Linked DNA regions of Homo sapiens: all the other regions are linked to region 3. The links are chromatin contacts, found by Hi-C or POLR2A ChIA-PET in ENCODE. All regions are on one chromosome and are shown on one strand. The core of a region is the stretch at or near the end of the contact, and the rest is flanking DNA. Distances in the headings are between cores, read along the strand shown.

Region 1 (3,415 bases), core at 600-3,099, 300 kb after region 3:
TTGTTAACTTATGGCTTTATGTAATTTTCTATTTTTCATGTTTAGCACACAGTCTACAAATAGATGATATTCAGTAAATGCTTTTTTAGATGATTAAGATACAGTGCAATTTGTAGCTTTAGAATTGTACGGAATGCTAAGTTGAAGAGACTGTGTGTCAGTGAAATAGTAGCAGAAATATCATTAGAAAAATCAATAGTTAATATATTTTTCCATGACATATTATTTCCAAGATATAAAAGTAGTTTTATATCTTTTATAGTTTTTATAAAAGATATAAAACTAGTTTTATATCTTTTATAGTTTTTATAAAAGATATACAAGTAGTTTTATATCTTTTATAGTTTTTATAAAAGATATAAAAGTAGTTTTATATCTTTTATAGTTTTTATAAAAGATATAAAACTATCTTTTATAAAACACATTTTTATGCCTTCATTCTATAACTTTGTTTTCATGAAAATATGGAGTCTAACATGCATAAATTAGCCAAAATACATCAGTAGGTTTCGGAAATAAAAAAACATGTTGAGTTTATTTTTCTCATATAATAAGAATTGATATCCAATCACATGAGATTTTTCAAAAGACTTTGTTCATTTCTTTTTTGTTAACTGATTTAAGGCATACTTCTTTCAGTATCTATCAAACTCACTCCTTATATATTTTTGCCAAAATGAAAAACAAAGAAAAGAAAATTGAGATTGATGAAGATGATAGTCTCTTTCCAAGGTGCAATTGATTTTCAGTTAAAAAAAATTTCGCCCTCTGAATGTTTAAAGACAAATAAAATACTGTATCATTTCCTGCAGAAAGCCTAATTTTTACTAGTGTTCTGATTCAAACTTGGATTTGAACTGTTTAATTACATAGTTTTATATGTATCAAATATTTTTGGAACATGTGGGTGAAACTTTTTTAGAATCATCAGATTTAACTTTTATTTCATTATCTTTTTTCTTTTAGTATGTTTCTGTTTTTCCTATGAACCTTGAAAGGAGATTTCCTTCTACTGTTTTGTTTGTTTGTTTGTTTGTTTTCTATAGGGAAAAAACATTCAAGCTCAAAGATAGAACAGTCATCTACTGGGTAGTTATTACCTGATTTATTAGCTCATGGGTCCCAAAACTTTTCTATGCATGATTCCCCCACCTCTTTGAACAAGGAGGGCTTAAATACTTGCACCATTACAAAATGGCAATCTTAACCCTGAACTACTTGCTCCACGCTGGCAAGCATGGATTTTTCTGTATCAAAGACAGAAGTATTTTGTGCTAATCTATGTTTTGAATGTTTTCATGTGTATTATCTCATTTCTCTTCACTGCACTCCTGCAAATTTTTAAAAATTGGGGGTGTACTTTTGTTATTGTTTTGATTTAATCCCCATTTGAGGGTTACAAGGATCTGAATAGTTGTAGTTTACACAGTTGGTAAGCTACAAATCCAGTTTCCAAATTTGGGGTTTTGACTCCAAATCTAGGGTATGTTTCAATCTACAATGAAGTCTTTGCAAAATTGTTAATAGTAAACAAAACACAATTTTAAGAAACAAACTTTACACACTGCCTTCAGCATCAATAGTGACTGATAAATGGATTTGAAGTCAATTATATTAAGAGCTTCAAAAATCATATTGCCATCTGTGTGAATCAATAAATTTGATTCACATCCAGCTTTCCAGTCTGATTCTTACCCACCTTATTTATATTATAACAGGTCTATTTTCTAATGACAGCTAGTAAATCTATGCATCAGTGCTAATTTCTTTGGTACAGTGGAATTGTATTACTAAGCACAGATGTACATGTCTTACTGTGAGTCAGACAATGACTCACTGGTTGTGATGAAAGTAGAAGAGTCTCTTGACTATTTCATTAGTATTTCATGCCAGGACATGCCTTCAGTATTTTCCTGGGTGTAAATTATAATGTGCAAGTTGAGAGGATTAACCAATATTCTCACTGGCCATTCCATATTCAAAAAGAGAGAGGCATCAATGGTAGGCCTGGCCACTCAAATTATTGGACAAGGTATTTGATGTCTCTAAATATCATCTGTTGGGTGTTAATAAGTAAAGTAAGGAAGATTGTTATTATTTTCCACTTTTCTTCTTTTTAAGAGAATCTCCAACTTTGTTGAAGTTTCCACCATTCTTTTTACACAGATGTATGTCTTAAATTATGCTCATCCCAACCCACATACAATGGTAGGCCTGATTGGTCCAAGAAAAATCCCATTTCTCTTGTAGGTAAATTGTTCAATTTAAACAATAAAATTTTAGGCCAAGAATCCATGAAAATTTTTGAAGAAATCATTCTTCTAAAGTTCTCAAGAAGAGAACTTAATTTTCTTTCTGTGTATGATATTATATCTGGATGTAATAACTAAGACTATTGTTTGACTAAGGATGAAATAAGCACAGAGTGTTAGAGAAGAACAATTGAATGAACTGGCCACTTGCTGACCTAGCTGAGCCGATAGGTTAATCAGTCTAACAGCTCCTTTATCCTCTGATTTTCATAAAATTTGAAAAAAAATCATATTTTAACCTACTTTGAGTCAGTAGTTCTTGTTTATTGTGGCTGAAAGCATCTTACCTGACACAATTCCAAAAGTTCCTTCCAATTCAGAAATTCCTAGAAAAATGTACCTTTTACTTAAACAATTTAAAACTATTGGGATTCTACACTAATTTATACAGAATTTTAGTTATATTTCCTGAACCCTGTGTTTGTTCATAAAAATAGCATTACTTTTTTCATTGTTCTTTTTGCTGAGAAGTAGAGGGAATGGATCAGATTTTATTAAATTCATTAACGTAAATCTTCCCATTAAGTTTCACTTTATTTCACTAATTATCTAGTATTTTGTTATTGCAGCCTTAGCAAACTAACACTCCCTAAAACAATTGCTTTATTTCTTCCCATTTTCCAATATACAGAGTTGAAGTACAGTGTGTGTGTGTATATATATATATATATATATATATAAAACTTGCAGCATCACTTCACTTACCAGTTTCATGTTGACACAGTCTTCTTCTTTATACATTTTAACGAGACGCAATAGTCCATTCATATATTTCTGTTTTTTACTACTATAAATTAAATTATTGAGAACGCTATTGAAATGTTGATGATAAGAGCATATTTGAAAATACACATATGCTCTCTTTTTGAGGTTTTTTTGTTGGTCAAATTCCCAGGACCTGGATTACTGTTTCAAAGGTCACAGATATTTTAATGGCCTTTAATAATAATGCTATATTCACCTCCAAAGAGATTACATAAATTACAATATCATTAGAAATGAATTATTCTATATGTTCTTAAGCTTAGGTGGCAGACATGTATTATTAACTGAAGGAGAGAAAAAATGAAGTTCAATCATAGAAGACTAGGGGTAGAGAATTT
Region 2 (3,288 bases), core at 157-2,656, 450 kb before region 3:
CAGGTTCAAGCAATACTCCTGCCTCAGCCCCCCGGTAGCTGGGATTACAGGCATGCACCACCATGCCTCGCTAATTTTTGTATTTTTAGTAGAGATGGGGTTTCACTATGTTGGCCAGACTGGGGTCGAACTTCTGACCTCAGGCGATCCACCTGCCTTGGCCTCCCAAAGTGCTGGGATTACAGGCATGAGCCACCATGCCTGGCCAATCTATGTTATTTTTAAAAGAAGAAGAGAAATAGATCAAGGAAGAGGAGAAAGACCTGGTTCCATAGATCTGACTCTGCAGTTTGTGTGCTGTGTAATAGAGAAAAGTTAGTGTCAATTTGGACATGGGCCAAATGACCTTTTGAGTCTCTTGTAGCACAAATGACCTGGAATCCTGTTTTCTTTATGATTATGAAGCTGGGCATAGGTATTCTGATGGGCACAGCCAAGATATTTAAGCCAACATTTGCTGAGAAACAGTGAAACTCATTTTCAGACATTTTTCCCCCATGACTGAGAAGTGTTAGGTTTTTGTCCAGCAGCAGTAGCTGTTGATTGCTGTTTTCCTGAGAGAGGGAGGCTTTTTTTTTTTTTTTTTTTTTTTAACATTCTGACACCTTTTTTTTCCCCTCCGTATCAGTACTGCTCACTAACCACATCATATGGTGATAAGAACTGAAATTACTCATTGACATTATCGTGGGGCTATTTCGAAAACATTATCTCATTTCATTTCCTAGAATATCATCAAGTCTCCACAATACCAGTTCCTTAAAGGAGAATGTTTTTGTTCCAACTGAAACCAAAATATTTTAGTGAATTTTGTCTTCAGTATTACTTCCTTCCTATTCTAATACTGTGGTCAAAAGTATAACTTTTGGCAAACTCTTTGCCATAGCGGAATCTGACTTAGTTTGCTGAATTTGAAGTTAGCTGTTTTCAGTAATTTCTTTTCTTTTTTTTTTTTTTTTTTTTTTTTTTTGAGATGGAGTCTTGCTCAGCCCCCCAGGCTGGAGTGCAGTGGTGTGATCTCGGCTCACTGCAGCTACCATCTCCTGGGTTCAAGTGATTCTCCTGTCTCAGCCTCCTGAGTAGCTGGGATTACAGGCACCCATCATCATGCTCGGCTAATTTTTGTATTTTAATAGAGATGGGGTTACTCCATGTTGGCCAAGCTGGTCTTGCACTCCTGACCTCAGGTGATCTGCCCCCCTCGGCCTCCCAAAATGCTGGGATTACAGGCTTGAGCCACCGCATGCAGCCTGTTTTCAGTGATTTGTCTTTACTCTTTATGTAGATTATCTGCATTGCAGATTACTTATTGTAATTTTCAAATCCTGGGCTGAATTTCTTTCATCATTTCCTGTGGATTTGTCATCTCTTTCCTCATCCTCACCCTCTATTCAGGCACCATGTAACCAGGCAGTTAGACAAAGCATTGTTTCATAGCTGAATCCATCACATATTTTTTTTATATATATTCCCAAAGGTATACAAATAGTTTTCATATTGTTTGAGAGTTTGATTTGTTTCCACTAACATAGAAAAATAGTTGTTTAATAATTAGACACTCCTTTTGTTTGATCTTGACTCCTTTTTCATGAGACCAGATGAAGTATTCATTAATGTTCCTATGAAATAATTATTTTGAAAACTTTTAACCAGTTCCAGTTTTTTTTTTTTTCACTTTTCTGATGTATTGATCATTCATGCATTCACTGACCATTTACACCATTTTTATATTGCTCTCTAAACTGCTATATTCAAAGCTAATTGTAGGCAACATCCTTAAATACAGTTAAAGCAATAATAGTTCAGGGGGACGAGTGTTAGCAGCATTTTAGGATATTCAGAGAAAGAGGTACAGTAAGACATCTTAGAGCTTCTGGGAGGCCAAGGGGCTTGCTGGCTAATGTTTCAACCATCAGAACTTGTTTGAGCAACAGTCTTGGCCCTACTACATGAGTCATAAACACCAGGATAGGCGATGCCTTCAGCCAGATGCAATGGAAAAGAGTTTGTTAACATGGAAAATATGGGATGGCTATACCACATACGTCAGTAGGACTCCCAGAACTGAGTCTTTTAGACCCGTTAATTACTTTTTGAGTGAATTAATGTATATGAGCAAACACATTTAGGGTGTTGCTAGCCTTATTAGCCAATAAGCACAATTCCTTGCCAGACAGTTTAAGACTGAGACCAGCTAGTTAATGAATTTACTGAAAGGCTCATTTATAAGGCTGCTTCACAGAGAATTTAGCAATAAACAATTCTGCCAACTCTTGATCTTTCAGCTATAGCCTTTCTTCCTGTATTTCTTTGGAATAACACATAATTAACATACAGCGATCAAGTTTTTGCTTGTCATTTAATATAGCACATTTTTTCTTTTGTTTTTTAGTATCTTTGCATATCAAGCAATGCTTTTAAAACTTATGCAAGCGTTGTATTTTGGACTCTATTTCTTTATAATTTTTTGTATCATCCTGCTGGGTAGATAGTGTGGGAAGAAATGCAGAGATTTTTATTGAATACTGCCTTGTTTTTAGGTGGTGTTTAATATTTAGATATGTTGGGTCTGCTAATTTAGGAGGAAAAAGTATTCTTTGGATTTTTCTTTTGCATAGCTTATTTTAGTTGCCAATCTTTTCTGGGTCTGAAGGGTCAAAAATGGCTGATAAAAATAGGTAAATAGCAATGAATGTGGTTGTAGGAAAATAGGAACTGATGGTGCTATGAAAGTGTTAATCTCCCATCATCAGTCTATATTCCTGGTTTTAGTGTCACAGGAATTTGACAGCCTCCTGAACTTTAGCCACCTCTCAGAAAATCCTGCTTCTCTTTTGAACAATGACTCCAGGGCTGGAAGATGGGTGAGGCATCCACTTAGTGTGTCAACAATGTAGAAAGGACCATGGTGAGAAGCTGACTAGAAGCCCACAGTGCTAGTTAAAGAGAAGAGGACTTTGAAAAGAAGTGAGAATAAGTGTGAACAGTTGACTCCAAGTAGGAAATTAGTGGAGGATGAACTAAATTAGAGTTCGGGATAAGCAAAGAACAAAGGTATATTCTATGGCCAGGATCCAGGCTGGTTGTGTAGTGAGTGAGGCAGTTTTATGTATTGAGTGTGCATTCACAGAATGTAGGGGTGCGTGTGTGTGTGTGTGTGTGTGTGATCAAGTCAGCTGTTTTCTCTTTAGCTCCAGTTAGTTGTCAACATGTGGGCCTAATGTTGCTGGGTCATCCCACTTTTCAGAAGAAATGGGAAACCTGATATTTTAAAGGGAATATGTAATT
Region 3 (3,378 bases), core at 803-3,302:
TCCCTAGAGAGTTGTTTCCATCATGCTGCAAATGTGAGGTAGGGTTAGGGAGCCAGAATCAGCTTGAGTAAAAATTAAAAAAAAAAAAAAAAACTCAATGGGTGGCTCTGAATGTGGCTATTGGGACTAATAATATGGATTCTGGGGGCAGAATACCCTCAGAATGGTTCATATAAGTTTACACGTTGGCCTCTCTGTTGGCCTGGGACTGACTTTTTCTCCCTCCTTGTGTAGCACCGTGCGTGGTGCCTAGTGCATGGCACACAGTAGGTTTTCAGTCGATGTTTGAGAGAATGAGAGGTTGTGGAAGCATCAGTTCTTATTGATGTTTCTGTCTGAGAGTCTTGTTTCTTCCAATTTTATAGTCCCAAAACAATTGGCTCAAATTTCATTTAAAACTCATGCTACAGCTGGAACCTGAAAATCCTTTCACTCATAAGGTTCTTTGATTTCTCACAAATGGAATAAAGTCCTATGGGAGAATAGCTGTTACAGGAATTGTTCAAAGCCTGTCCAAGTTGGTGGGCCTCACATATTACCTATTATGTGTTTAGTTCACACAACTAAACTTTTCAAGCATTATTTTCTGTTCTTGGAGGCTGTTCTATTTAACTCCCTTATATTTACAGGTATACTAGCATACTATACATTTTCTTAACTTCATAGTACAATTTTTCTCCTCATACTTGAAAAGACAGTTTCAAGATAATATAGGGCAGATCCTTACCTGAGTGTAGTGGCCACAGACTTTTTTGCATATCCGAGTCTTGAAGTCATAGTCCTGGATTTCGTCATACCAGTTTGTGATGGCGGAAGACACAGAAAAAATGGGCACAGACCCAGTCCAGATGTTCTCTCCCAGTGAAGTGAAGTTTGGGTGCAGCTTGTGGGGTGGCTTCAGCCGTGTATTATGTGAAAACTGGCAATTGCTGGCCCATGCTTTTGCAATTTGGGCTAGTGCTGGGTCCCAAGTCTGCAAAAATAAACATTAAACAATAGGGGGTTCATCTGAAATGTAACTGGGGTGAGTACAGTGGGAATTTGAATGGAAAACGAGGTGAGATAAGGAGAGAAGATACCACTGCATATGAGTCCTCTATAAATATGGTCTTCAAGCACTGAGTAGGGCTGGTAGGAAACGTGACAATTTAGTTTCATGGAATTTAGAATCTAAGTGAGGAAAACTGACATTTCACTGAAGGCTAATTGTGGGCAAAATAGTGTGTGCCGTGTTTCACAACATTATTCCATAACCACAACAGCCCATATCCTAAGAAGTTCAGAAAGGTTAAAAACCAGCTTAAAGCCACAGATCTGAAATTCAATCCCAAGCCTTACTGAATCAAAATCCCATCCTTTCCCCAGATGCCATTCTGCCTACCTGAGCAACTCAGTACTTTGTCAGCAGCAAAAAAAGTAAATTTAGAGACAAAAAAAAAAAAAAAAAAAGAAAACCAAATCACAAAAATTAACAGGGAGGAAGATAACAAAAAGAGAAGTAAAATCCACTGAAAACCAGAAAACAGGAAGTGTCCAAAGAGAAGTAAAATGTGCTGTGGCACTTGCTTATAACAACAGTTGGGTAGACAGAGCTAAACTGGATGTGTTTTGATCACAGACTGTGAATTTACTGCATACATTAATCACAATGAAAAAAAAATCATTCAGTATTACGAAGGTATTAACACCAAAGTCAATACACATTAGTTGTTTCTGACTGACTGACGCCACAATTAATGATATTTTCCTTACCATGTATAGCATATCACTGGCTGTTGGTTTCACCTCTGATCGGAACTTGTTATGGATTCGAACGCAGTCTTTGATGAAATCTTCATTTTCGATATCTGGCAAAATATTTGCTGTGTGTGAATAATTGGAGACAAAAGAAACCATCCAGGCTATTGTAGCAAGTGTGACACGCATGCTTTGTCTGGCATGGAGCCTTGGGAGGCTGCAGTCCAGAGCCGCCGCAGTTTCTGAGAGTGTGATTGCCTGAGTGCTCAGCCCACAGCTTTGCAAACCTAGCCGACTTCAGCTTTGAGAAAACAGAACAGAGCATGAGTTCATCACTAGTTTTAAGAAACGGGTTTCTCCATATATGGTGTGCAGCTCACTTTGTGTTCTTAACCCTGTCTTTTCAGTGGTTTTCAGTGACACAGCACCTATTACGACATAGATTTTTATGAGGCTGTGTCAGACTTCCTTTTGAATTGGGAGATATTTCCAAAGAAAATTCTGAAGTCTCCAGGAATAATAGTCTCCAATTTTTAATGGAGGTTGCGGTGATAAAATGAAAATATCTCTTACTTCTATAAATGCCTCGCAAAATGCTTTCAGAAATCTTTTTCTTTTTAGAGTCATATCAACACATAGTGGTTGGAATATCTGGTTAACATCATAAACTTGACCTAGAATTCATTCACGATGGTAGAAACATGTAAGCGTGTATGTGTGTGTGTGTGTGTGTGTGTGAGAGAGAGAGAGGGAGAGAAAGAGAGAGAGAGAGAAAGAGAGAGAGGGATTGAGAGGGAGAATAGTAGAAAGAATACAGGACTCAAGTTGAGAATTTAGTTTCTGTTTCTAACTAGCTGTAAGACCTTGGACAGGATACAAAACTCTCTAAACCTCAGCCACCTATTGAATGAGACTATGGGACCTTTTCTGCTTCCTTAATTACAGAGGTTTGGCAGGATCAAATGAACTAGCTAATATTAAATTCCTGCCTTGTATATTCACCTTAGTAATACAGAAATAAAAACACAGTCACTGGCCCCAAGGAGCTTACAGTGGTAAGAGCTGTGAGATGGTGATGACAAGGATGTTACAACAGGGGCTGTTGGAGATCTGGATATAGGAAAGCACAGGTAGATATGGACACACAAGAGAGCATACTTAACCCATTCTGGAAACGGCAGAGCCGGCCTACATACAGCAGGTGAGGTCTTTGCTGAGGCTAGAATCAGCTAGGTGTTGATCAAGTGAAAAAGCGCTGGAGAGGAGAAGGGAATTAGAGGGATAGGAACTATATATCTAGTTGTGAAATTGAAGACATGGTGTTATGGCAAGAATAGAGCAAGAACCTCTCCATATTGTCTCCCTCTGTAAATATGGTCTGTAAATAAGTAGTGATTCTGACTGGTAGAAAACTTGATACCTGGTGTCATGGAATTCAGAATCCAAATGATGCTTTCATGCCACTTGGGGGAGAGAAGTTAAGAGTCAGATCAGGAAGGATTTCTCAATTCTGCTAATGATTTTTTATTTTATCACCAAAGTCATGGGAAGTTATTGGAGGATTTTAGCTGTAGGTGGGGTTTAGACCTGGTTTTAGAAAACACGTGTATTTTAGAAAATTAAGAGAGATGGAAAATGGAA

What was found. A loop is a pair of places that touch in the nucleus more often than their neighbours do. ChIA-PET counts read pairs that join two places held with the same protein, here RNA polymerase II (POLR2A). Pooled maps may share reads with other maps.
Region 1: a map of IMR-90 shows a loop between it and region 3 (4-fold over the local background). The contact joins the enhancer-like site here to the promoter of GLIPR1 in region 3. A Hi-C loop is called at or near these places in 2 of 168 maps with a recorded cell type or tissue (IMR-90 and PC-3), 2 of 37 single-sample maps with no recorded cell type and 2 of 50 pooled maps. POLR2A ChIA-PET finds 5 or more read pairs at or near these places in 1 of 52 experiments (activated T-cell).
Region 2: a map with no recorded cell type shows a loop between it and region 3 (12-fold over the local background). The contact joins the enhancer-like site here to the promoter of GLIPR1 in region 3. A Hi-C loop is called at or near these places in 3 of 37 single-sample maps with no recorded cell type and 12 of 50 pooled maps. POLR2A ChIA-PET finds 5 or more read pairs at or near these places in 8 of 52 experiments (K562, T-cell, activated CD4-positive, alpha-beta T cell and 4 more).

Annotation. Positions count from the first base shown.
Region 1 is chr12:75,176,610-75,180,024 of GRCh38, reverse strand. The region is part of intron 2 of KCNC2 (potassium voltage-gated channel subfamily C member 2); the gene reads left to right. Among named protein-coding and RNA genes, the nearest start is that of KCNC2, 32 kb to the left of the region's middle. Within about 2 kb of position 1,849, at least 2 of the 41 ENCODE cell types and tissues checked have a DNase peak (open chromatin) inside an H3K27ac peak, as active enhancers do.
Region 2 is chr12:75,932,014-75,935,301 of GRCh38, reverse strand. No RefSeq gene overlaps it. Among named protein-coding and RNA genes, the nearest start is that of PHLDA1-AS1, 97 kb to the left of the region's middle. Within about 2 kb of position 1,406, at least 5 of the 41 ENCODE cell types and tissues checked have a DNase peak (open chromatin) inside an H3K27ac peak, as active enhancers do.
Region 3 is chr12:75,479,429-75,482,806 of GRCh38, reverse strand. GLIPR1 (GLI pathogenesis related 1) reads right to left here and starts at 2,052. Exons shown (of 6, transcript NM_006851.3): 1 at 1,753-2,052; 2 at 728-973. The coding sequence starts at 1,926.